Linked DNA regions of Homo sapiens: region 1 is linked to region 2. A link is an interaction called in ENCODE POLR2A ChIA-PET data of the cell type or tissue named here. Cell type or tissue: A673. All regions are shown on one strand. Each heading gives the region's core, and the rest is flanking DNA. Links, peaks and the distances in the headings are about the cores only.

The links. ChIA-PET counts read pairs that join two places held together with the same protein. Peaks named below come from ENCODE experiments on the same cell type or tissue, not always from the same donor. Only the 100,000 strongest peaks of a DNase experiment are listed, where the experiment ranks them.
Region 1: POLR2A ChIA-PET joins it to region 2 with 5 read pairs; 2 of 35 experiments call an interaction of 5 or more read pairs at or near these places.

Annotation. Positions count from the first base shown.
Region 1 is chr15:76,377,449-76,382,637 of GRCh38, reverse strand. SCAPER (S-phase cyclin A associated protein in the ER) reads left to right here. Exons shown (of 32, transcript NM_020843.4): 28 at 1,023-1,260. It also overlaps the pseudogene TRK-CTT16-1. Among named protein-coding and RNA genes, the nearest start is that of ISL2, 43 kb to the right of the region's middle. In A673, for the core only: no CTCF peak of the experiment used is centred there; a DNase peak (open chromatin) is centred at 2,177.
Region 2 is chr15:76,502,272-76,507,460 of GRCh38, reverse strand. It overlaps SCAPER (S-phase cyclin A associated protein in the ER), which reads left to right. Exons shown (of 32, transcript NM_020843.4): 24 at 2,487-2,602. Among named protein-coding and RNA genes, the nearest start is that of MIR3713, 82 kb to the left of the region's middle. In A673, for the core only: no CTCF peak of the experiment used is centred there; no DNase peak of the experiment used is centred there.

The DNA of each region.
Region 1 (5,189 bases), core at 360-4,359, 120 kb after region 2:
GGCTATGAGTTAAGGAGAGGTGATTCCTTAGAAATCTTTGTACAGTTTCTGTTTAAAAGGGTGAATGCTTGGCAGCCATGTTTACTATAACTGCCTGCTCTTGGCCTCTAGATGCTTCACATATACCTTAATTCAGAATTGCCTGGCTACCTCAGTTGGTAGAGCATGGGACTCTTAATCCCAGAGTCAGTGGGTTCAAGCCTCACATTGAGTGGTTCTACTTTTTTTTTTTAACACCTGTGAAAAGAAGGGAAAAATTAAAAAAAAAAAATAAAAGAAAAAAATAAAAAATACCTTAGTTCAAGGATGAGGTAGATTTAGCATACCCCTGCTGCTTTACTATTGATTTTAGGAATTCATTTGCCACTGCCATTGTCTCTTCTTGCTCTTCTGTAACATTACCTGCCATGGTAGCTAAGCTGACTTCATCTGATTTGTGTAGACCTAATCCAGTACTTGCTTATTCTTGGGACTGTGGCTTCTACAACCTGTCCTGCCTGTACTCCTCAATGTTGGAAAAGGGGCTTCAATAGCAGCTGAAGAATCTCCCTACCACAGTATACCAACACATTACTGGGTTTTTGAGGCCTCATGCTTTCCCTAATAGCTGCCTTCCCTAAGAAGAGTGCCTTTATATATCCAGAAAGGAAGCTAGGAGTGTTTTTGGCCTCTGAGTCCCAAAAGCTTTCACAGACTCTGTCAACTTTGCCCAGACCCAGGATACTAAACAAAGTGAGGTTATGTAGGCTATAAAGTGTGGGAAGGGTGGTTGGCAGCCTCAGCACTGGCTGCAGAGTGCTCAGTTGACACTGCTGCAGCAGCCTGGTCTTCCAGGAGAAGAAAAAGCCACAGTGCAGTTGGTGGGGAGGGCTGCATTTATTCCTTGAAGTTTCTTGTTACCATACTATACAACTCAGATGGTTTGTTTTTAACGGTCTGCTTGTCTTGTTTCATTTAACCTATACAAATTGCTAACATCCATTAAGTAGTTTTTCTCAAAGAACTGAATGTTTCTTTGTCAGGTCATACAGCATATTTGACAATAATCGCCAGGATCCCACAGGGCTGACAGCTGCTCTTCAGGCAACCGACCTGGCTGGAGTTCTTCATATGCTCTACTGTGTCCTCTTCCATGGCACCATCTTGGACCCCAGCACTGCCAGTCCCAAGGAGAATTACACTCAAAATACCATCCAAGTGGCCATTCAGAGTTTACGTTTCTTCAACAGCTTTGCAGCTCTTCATCTGCCTGCTTTTCAGGTACCAAGTATTGGTTTATATCGATGTTAACCAATCAAGAGTTAGTATTTTAGTGTAGATAGGATGTCAGATTCTTCTCCTGAATTGGGGCATAAGGAATAAACTACAATAAATGGAATTATAATATATATTATAATTTATTAAACTACTATTTTCTGGGAACTGTATTAGATGCTCTATAACATCTAGCATTCTCATTTATTCTCATAGCTACCATGCAAAGTATTATTATACCCATTTTACAGATAGAGAAGCTGACAGTTAAGTAATGTGCCCAAGGTTACATGTTTGTGAACCAGGACTAGTAACCATGACTCTCCCACCCCAAAGCCTATGTTCATCCTTTGCCATGCTGCTATTTATAAATCTTTTGTCTGGAATTCTTTATATCAGGACATTATCATCTCATCAACTTTTAAATATTAAGGAAAGTAATGGTTTCTTACGTAAATAGAACCAAAATTAGATAAATTGATTGATATGACTTTCTACGGATGGTTTAGCTGATTTTGTGTCCAATGTAAAGTGTATAACTAGCTTTACAGGGATTTGCATCTTTAGCTATGAAGTTTTTATAGCTAAAGAAAGAAGAATTGCTTTATGCTATAACACCAGACTGTCAGCCTGGAAACAGATTTTTTTTTTCATGTAGGAAATTTAATTTTCAAAAACACTGAACCTTTGGAACAGAGCAAGCCCCAAGGAATAGACTTTCTCTTTCAGTTTATTAACTGTCAAGTGATTTCATTAAAAAAGGAACAAATTTGGCAGATGATGAACCCATAATTTAGATGAATTGCTTTGCTCTGAGGGAAAAAGGTTATAGAGAAACAAATGTATGAAAATAGTGGACTTTGCCATTCTGAGATGAGAAGAATACTTCTATATTGTAGCTGATGACAAATGTGCCATTCTTTAATTGATGTCTTCCTGTCATTTTGTTCAAAAAAGGAAACTTGTGACTAAGTTGTATCATTGGATCTAGTATCTTTCAACTTTGTAGAATTAGTTTATCTGTCACAAGAACAGAAATCCCTTCCTTTGGGTTAATGCTTTTCTGTCTCCAGAGCAGTTGAACTAGCCTTAGGAGGTAACTGACTGCACAATACGTAGAGTTCTGGGAGGTTACAGCCACATATAAATGAGAGATATCTGCTCCAAAAAATGTCAGTAGTTCTTGCCTCAGGGTTGAACATAACATCTGTGTTTTATGAAGACGTAAGCCCACCGTATTCTGTCTGGAAACAGTTTGGAAATCAGGGAACCTTAACTTTACATGCTCAGGATATGGAGTCCACCAGTCTACCCATCAGCTGCGTCGAAAGGGAGTGATTTCTTTTGTTAACAGATTATGGAATAGCAAATATCTAAAAACTGTCTCTTAGCTTCCTGTTTCACGGGTCTTCTTGGCCAACATTTATACTGCTACAGGGGACTCCATATCATAAACAAGCATCTAGGATAAGTCAGCTGTTCGGTCAGTCACTCCATCAGGGAGCCCTAGGTCCCTGCTCCCTGCCCCTCTCCTCCTGTGAACTTGTGGCCTGTGCAGGCTCACTCACAAAGGCGCACCACTGAACTTCACCAGACCTGCTCCCTAGTGCCTTTAAGCCTAAAGGGCTTAATAATGGGCGATAATGTCAAGTGATTTCATTAAAAAAGGAAAAAGAAAAAAAAAAGGAAAAGAAAAAAATCAAAAAGAAAAATCAAAAGCCTATTTCTGGAATCCTTTGTGCCCAACTAAGATAAAAACATTTCTCCTTTCCAGATCCTTGCTATATCCATCTTGAAACTTATCCCCTACTTGAGCCACTTTTGCCGAAAACAGCAGGAATAAAACCAGAGTGGTTCAAGAGGGTTCAGCTATTCTCAAAATCAGGGTCTCTAGGGATAAAAAGAAATGAAATAACAAAATAAATAAAAAATAAATAAAAAACAATTATTCTCAAAATCAAATGCCCTGGCTCTCATTTGGAATGTCCTTTCTTGACTGGTTCTCACAATTCTCCAGTACCTTTTCTTCCTTCTTCTCATGCAACTCTATATTTCCTTCTCAGTTCTTTCCTTCCTGTTTTTTCTTCTTTTGTGTCTCTCTCCTGTCTCTCCTCTCTTATCAGTCTTGCCTTTACTCTTTCTCATTCTCTTCCTAGCTGTAGTTTCCAGGTACCCTTTACCCTTCATGTTTCTTTCTGACTCTTCATCAGCATGTGAGGGGACCTAAATGCCCAGAATTTCTAGCATCGGGGCCTTTAATATACCAATGACTACGTATTTTTTCTTAATTACTTTTATGCATTTAAAAACAAACAGATGAGCTTAGTGGGGGAAACAATTATTTCTGATCACAGATTCTAGGAGTTCAGAATTCAGATGGGGCTTATCACAGTGGAAATGGTTTGTCTCTGCTCCATGATGTCATGGCTACAGCTAGGAGCTAAAGTCATCTGGAGGCTCTTTACTGTCATGTTTGATGCCTGGGATGACTCAAAGACAAGATTCACCTAGGACTGGTGGCCAGAGCATCTACTACTGCTTCTCCATGTGACTTGGGCTTTTTAAAACACTATGGTGTCTCGATTCTGAGTGGGAGTGTCCTAAGAGGAAGCTTCCAGAAAGCAAGAGTTCCAAGAGAAACCAACAAAAGCTACAGGACTTTTTATGACTTAGCCTCAGAAGTCATATACTTACCTATCAACCATACTTTATTGGTTGAATCAGTCATAAGCCTTCCATATTCAAGGGAAGGGAAACATAGGCTTCACCAGCTAAAGCAACACATCTGTCTACATAGACACCATTTATGTAGATGGACGTGATCAAGAATATAATGCTTAAGTAAATTAAATACATAGTATTTGTACTGTATAGCAACGGATGAGTTTTCCAGAAAACTACTATTTTTGTGATAGTTATGGTCAGAGAAACTCATATTCTAGTTCATCAAAACAACTTACATGTCAAAAGTGAGATTTTAGGATCTATGTATGTAAAGGACAGGAAAAGAGATTTTAAGTGGAAAGAAGGAAGGTGTACATCTCAGCATGATCTGACCTCAGAAAAATCTGAGAGACAATTTATGAATTGCCTGGGAGGCTCAAAGGAATTGAAGAAAAAAACTGAGATAAATTGTCTGACCTGCTGCAGAGTTAGACAAGATGATATAAGACATGTTGATGATTTGGGTTCGAATGCATCACAAGAATACAGAGCTGTTACAGGGAGGCATCCTCATTAGACCCCTGAATCTGGAGTCAGAATGACCTGACTTTGAGCCATCACATTACCTCTTCAAATTGTATGACCTTAGACAAGTCATTTGAACACTTAAGACTCCATTTCCTCATCTGTAAAATAGAGATTAAGAACACCTACCTCACAAGACTATTTGAGGATTAAATATGATTGCATAAAAGTGCTGTGCTCACTAGCACATAGTAGGCCCTCAGAAAATGTGAACTGACTGAGTTTCTGAAAAGAAGAATTTACCTAAACAGACATGCTGAGTCAGAAGGTTGGAAACTGAATGCAGCATTCCCAGTGCTCCTTCACCCTTCTTCAAAGCCACAAACCTGTATGCTTATTTTGTGTGAGAACCCATCATGTAATAGTACAAAAGGTTATCCATTAGATTATTTTCCTAGCTGGTTCCATTTCATTGTATACCAATAAGGCTGTCAAAATATTTTTCCCTCTTCAGCAAAGAGTCTGATTTCACTCTGAATTCATATTGGCATGGGTGGCCTTGAGACTGGGGATATTGTATATTGCATTCAGTTTGACAGTTTTTACAATTGAAGGTGGTCTCAGGAAACAAATCAATGTACTGACTTGGCAATTAATTCTGGCTAAAAAGGAAATATAGTTTCCTTGAAAATTGGTTTAATTTTTATATTCAAACTTACATGCCCCTTGACCTGCTCTTATCAGTG
Region 2 (5,189 bases), core at 646-4,645:
GGTGATGTAATAGAGGGGTTGTATTAGTTTGCTTGGGGCCTGCCATAAGAAAGTGCCACAGACTGGGTTGGTTAAACAACAGAAATTGATTTTCCCTCGGTTTTAGATGCTGGAAGTCCAAGATCAAGGTGTCAACAGGTTTGGTTTCTCCTGACACCTCTCTCCTTGGCTCATGGATGGCCACCACTTGCTGTGTCCTCATGTAGCTTCTTGACTGTGCAGGTGTAACCCCAGTGTCTCTTTCTCCTCTTATAAGAACGCCAGTCATATTGGACCAGAGCCTACTCTAACGGCCTCACTTTTAACTTAGTTACCACTTTAAAGATCTTCTCTTCAAATACAGTTATATTCTGAAATACTAGGGGTTGGGACCTCCACATATGAATTTTGAGGGGGGCACAATTCAAGTCACAATAAGTTGCTATCTTATTTTTTACATATATATTGCATTGATTCTACCTGTGCTTAAAAACATACAGTGTAGCATAGAATTACTCTTCTCTTCCCCATGCCAAAGAAATGCAAATAACTTGGAAATGTTATTTCCCACAAGAATTATATACAGATCGTAAATTGCATAGAAATAATCATAGGTTTAGTTCTAAAATTGTTACTTAATGTTCTCCCAAAATAGCTGAAATGGTATTTTTTAAAAAGGATACAGCTAAAATGATTAGATATTAGATTATCTTTTATTGCTGAAGACAAATATTCTAGTAGAGGGAATCTTTGTGGAAGTCTATATTGTTAGGTGGTAATTAAGATTACAATGTGATAAAGATGTGATTTTTAAGTAAGTGTTGCTAAAAATGTATATATAATTTTTTTCCTTTGCCTGGAGTGCTTCTTCTCTTCCCACTTTCTTTTACATGTCTTAAAACTTCAATTTTCTCAGAGAAGCCTATCCTGACCCTTTCCCCATTATATAGTTGATTCCCCCATTATTCTCATAGAGAACCTTTTATCTTTCAAGGTACTTATAATTAAAATCACCTTATTTATAACTATCTGATTAGTGTTGGTCCTAGCCACTCATTTTTTTTTCTAATTTTTAATTTTTGTGGGTACATAGTTTATATATGTATTTATGGTATACATGAGATATTTTGATATAGGCATACAATGCTTAATAATCACATCTGAGTAAATGGGGTATCCATCACCTAAAGCATTCATTTTTTGTGTTACAAACAATCCAACTATATTCTTTTAGTTATTTGTAAATGAACAATTAAATTATTATTGATTATATTCACGCTGTTGGGCTATCAAGTACTAGGTCTTATTCTTTCTGACTATTGTTTTGTACCCATTAACTACCCTCACTTCCTTCCCCATTACCCCGTCCCCCCCACTACCCTTCTCAGTCTCTGGTACCCATCCTTCCATTCTCTATCTCCATGAGTTCAATTGTTTTAATGCTTAGCTCCCACAAATAAGTGAGCACATGTGAAGTTCGTCTTACTTCACCTGGCTCATTTCACTTAACATAAGGACCTCCACTTCCATCTATGTTGTTGCAAATAACAGGATCTCATTCCTTTTTATGGCTGAATAGTACTCCATTCCATATATGTACTACGTTTTCTTTATCCACTCATCTCCTGATGGACACTTAGGTTGCTTCCAGTTCTTGGCTATATTGTGAATAGTGCTGTAGTAAATATGGGAGAGCAGATATCTCTTAGATATATGGATCTCCTTTCTTTTGGGCATATACCTACCAGTGGAATTGCTGGGTCATATGGCAGCTCTGTTTTTAGTTTTTTGAAAAATCTCCAAACTATTCTCCATAGTGATTGTACTAATTTACATTCCCACGAACAGTGTATGAGAGTTCCCTCTCCACATCCTCACCAGCATTTGTTACTACCTGTCTTTGGATAAAAGACATTTTAACTGGGGTGAGATGATATCTCACTGTAGTTTTGATTTGCATTTTTCTAATGATCAGTGATGTTGGGCACCTTTTCCTATGCCTGTTTGCCATCTGTATGTCTTCTCTTGAGAAATGTCTATTCAGATTTTTTGCCCATTTTAAAATTGGATTATTAGATTTTTTCCTACAGAGTTGTTTGAGCTCTTATATATTCTGGTTGTTAATCCCTTGTCAGATAGATAGTTTGTAAATATTTTCTCCCATTCTGTGGGTTGTCTCTTTGCTTGGTGGATTGTTTCCTTTGCTGTGCAGAAGCTTTTTAACTTGATGTGATCCCACTTGTCCATTTTTGCTTTGGTTGCCTGTGCTTGCCATCTACCAATTTTAAGCTTCATGGAGGACAGCAACCATATGTTTTATGCTCACTCCTTTTGACCTATATTTCCTAGTACTGAAACAATTAGCAGTGAGTAGCATTCAGCAAATATTTATAAAATAATATTTGTAGAATAGTTGAACCATCAGTATGTTTCAGACTACAGATATCATTTGGTTATAGTTTAATGCCTGGGAAATTGGGCTAACTTCTGTTTGTATTTCTGTCTAGAATGTGGCAGATCAGATTGCATTTCAAGCTGCTGGTGGATTAACAGCCCTTGAACACATCCTTCAAGCAGTAGTCCCAGCCACAAATGTGAACACAGTTTTAAGAATTCCTCCTAAGTAAGTATAGTTTCTTAATCTATTTTTTACGTTTCATTTGTGAGTCATTTCTGCCCTATGGTTTCCATATGGAGAACCACAAGAAAATTGTATGTGTATTCAGGGTTGAATACCAAAATCTTACACTCCCCATTAGGGAGAAAAACAGAGGTGCTCAACGTCACTTACGAAACTCAAATTGAGCCTAAAAAGCCTTATAAAGGAAATCTCTTTGGTCTGTGATGTGCTCTAATCTGAAATCAAGAAGAATTGATGAACTCTTGAGCAATTCTAACTGCTTCCAAAAATTGAGCAAAATAAATAATAGTAACAGAAAGCTAACTTACTGTGTTACATGTGAAAAAAGAGGTGAGTAAGTACATTAGCAAAAGTCTGAGCTGTGAAATTGCAAGAAGTTCCTACCATACAGGAAGAGCAGTCAGAGGCGAAGAGTGCCATAGTCTAGCATCCCAGCCAAATTGCTGGGAACTGAGTTGCACGTTGGTCTTTAACGGTAAATTGCTTTCCTGTTCTCTTAAGTCCCCCTTTAGTCCCTGGCCACCTGGGGTATAGCAGCAATGTTGTTTCAGAAGTATTGTGTTCCTGGGTTGTAACGTCTGCAGTTTCTGGGTATTTTGTGGAGACTCTTATTTACAGAGTTTAAATAAGAGGTTTTAATAAAAGTTCATTTAGGCAGGGCGCAATGGCTCACATCTATGATCCCAGCACTTTGGGAGGTCAAGGCAGGAGGATCACTTGAGGCCAGAAGTTCAAGGCTAGCCTGGGCAATGTAGCGAGACCCCGTCCCTACAAAACATTAACAAATTTAGCCAGGCATAGTGGCACACACCTGTAGTCCCAGCTACTCAGGAGGCTAAGAAAGGAAGGATCACTAGAGCCCAGGAGGTCAAGGCTGCTGTGAACCATGATTGCATCACCACATTCTAGTCTGGGCAACAGAGCAAGACCCTGTCTCAAAAAGAAAAAAAAAAAAGTAAATGCTTCATTTGTCCATTGGATACAACAGGAAAAAAAATTCCAAGAGTATGTTATCTTTTTTTTCTGAGAGGCATTTGTATTAAAAAGAAATAGCATTGGCTTTGGAGTAGGACAAACATGGGTTCTAGTTTTACCTCTGCCAGGCTACTAGCTAAGAAAATTTGAGTGAGTGCCTTAATTTCATTGCATCTGTTTCCTTATTTGGAAAAATAAATGTAATCATATTCACCTCGTGGTGCTACTATGGGACCGGTTGAAATAACATATATGAGACCTCTTTGTAAACTGTTAAGTGTTCATTATAGTGTATATTTGTATATTATAATGTAAAGTTACATTATAAATGTTAAGTGAGAGTTTAGACAGTGCTAGCTACCTGACATGAGATATTTCTAAGTACAAGCTTTTGACATTAAAGATAATTTGGATTCCTTTCCTCTATTCACAAAGATTAATGAAGAATGGTATAGGTATTCTTTAAGTCAGGAAATCTTTCTGTGGAGCAGAAAGCTCCCCATCAGGCAAGTTATAGCATGCATAGTGGTTTTTATAACCCAGAAGGGTTGCTATTCCTTATCAATATGGACTTTATTTACAGGGTGTTGCTGGGCAGGTTATCTTCACTTACTGTATGTTAATTGGCAGGGAGGAAGGTAGAAAGGAAGAAAGGAATGAAATATAATAAATATTTGAAATAAGAAAGGAAATGATATTGATTCTTTGGGAGAGTGCTTTGATAACTGTTAATAATTTATATTGTTCATCTTAAATTCACCTGGAGGTTTTTTGTTTTGTTTTTGTTTTGTTTTGTTTTGTTTTGTTTTCTGGTAGGCTTCAACGTGCATGACACTAAGCTCTCTGATTGGTAACCTGGATTAAATGCCTATTTCCCAAAAGCTGCTATTGTCATTGTGACAGAGTATGTTGTTCTGGTGCTTATCTCTGCCTCTTGTTTAGGAAATGGAAGAGGCGTCCACAGTTCCTATAAAGACCTAAGCAAGAATTAGCACACTTCCTTTGCAAAGGAGCTGTGGAATCTTGAGAGTCCAGACCAGTGCCCTGCAGCTGGTCAGCACTAGCTGACCCACAGGGTCAGGATTAAGAGCTTGTTCCTTCATCTCACTTTAAGCCAATAGATTTGTGTTTTCTTTTCTTTTAAATTATACTTTAAGTTCTAGGGTACATGTGCACAACGTGCAGGTTTGTTACATATGTATACATGTGCCATGTTGGTGTGCTGCACCCATTAACTCATCATTTACATTAGGTATATCCCCTAATGCTATCCCTCCCCCCTCCTCCCACCCCACGACAGGCCCCGGTGTGTGATGTTCCCCACCCTGTGTCCAAGTGTTCTCATTGTTCAATTCCCACCTATGAGTGAGATCATGTGGTGTTTGGTTTTCTATCCTTGCGATAGTTTGCTGAGAATGATGGTTTCCAGCTTCATCTATGTCGCTACAAAGGACATGAACTCATCCTTTTTTATGGCTGCATAGTATTCCACGGTGTATATGTGCCACATTTTTCTTAATCCAGTCTATCATTGATGGACATTTGGGTTGGTTCCAAGAGAGAGTGTGGCGATTCCTCAAGGATCTAGAACTAG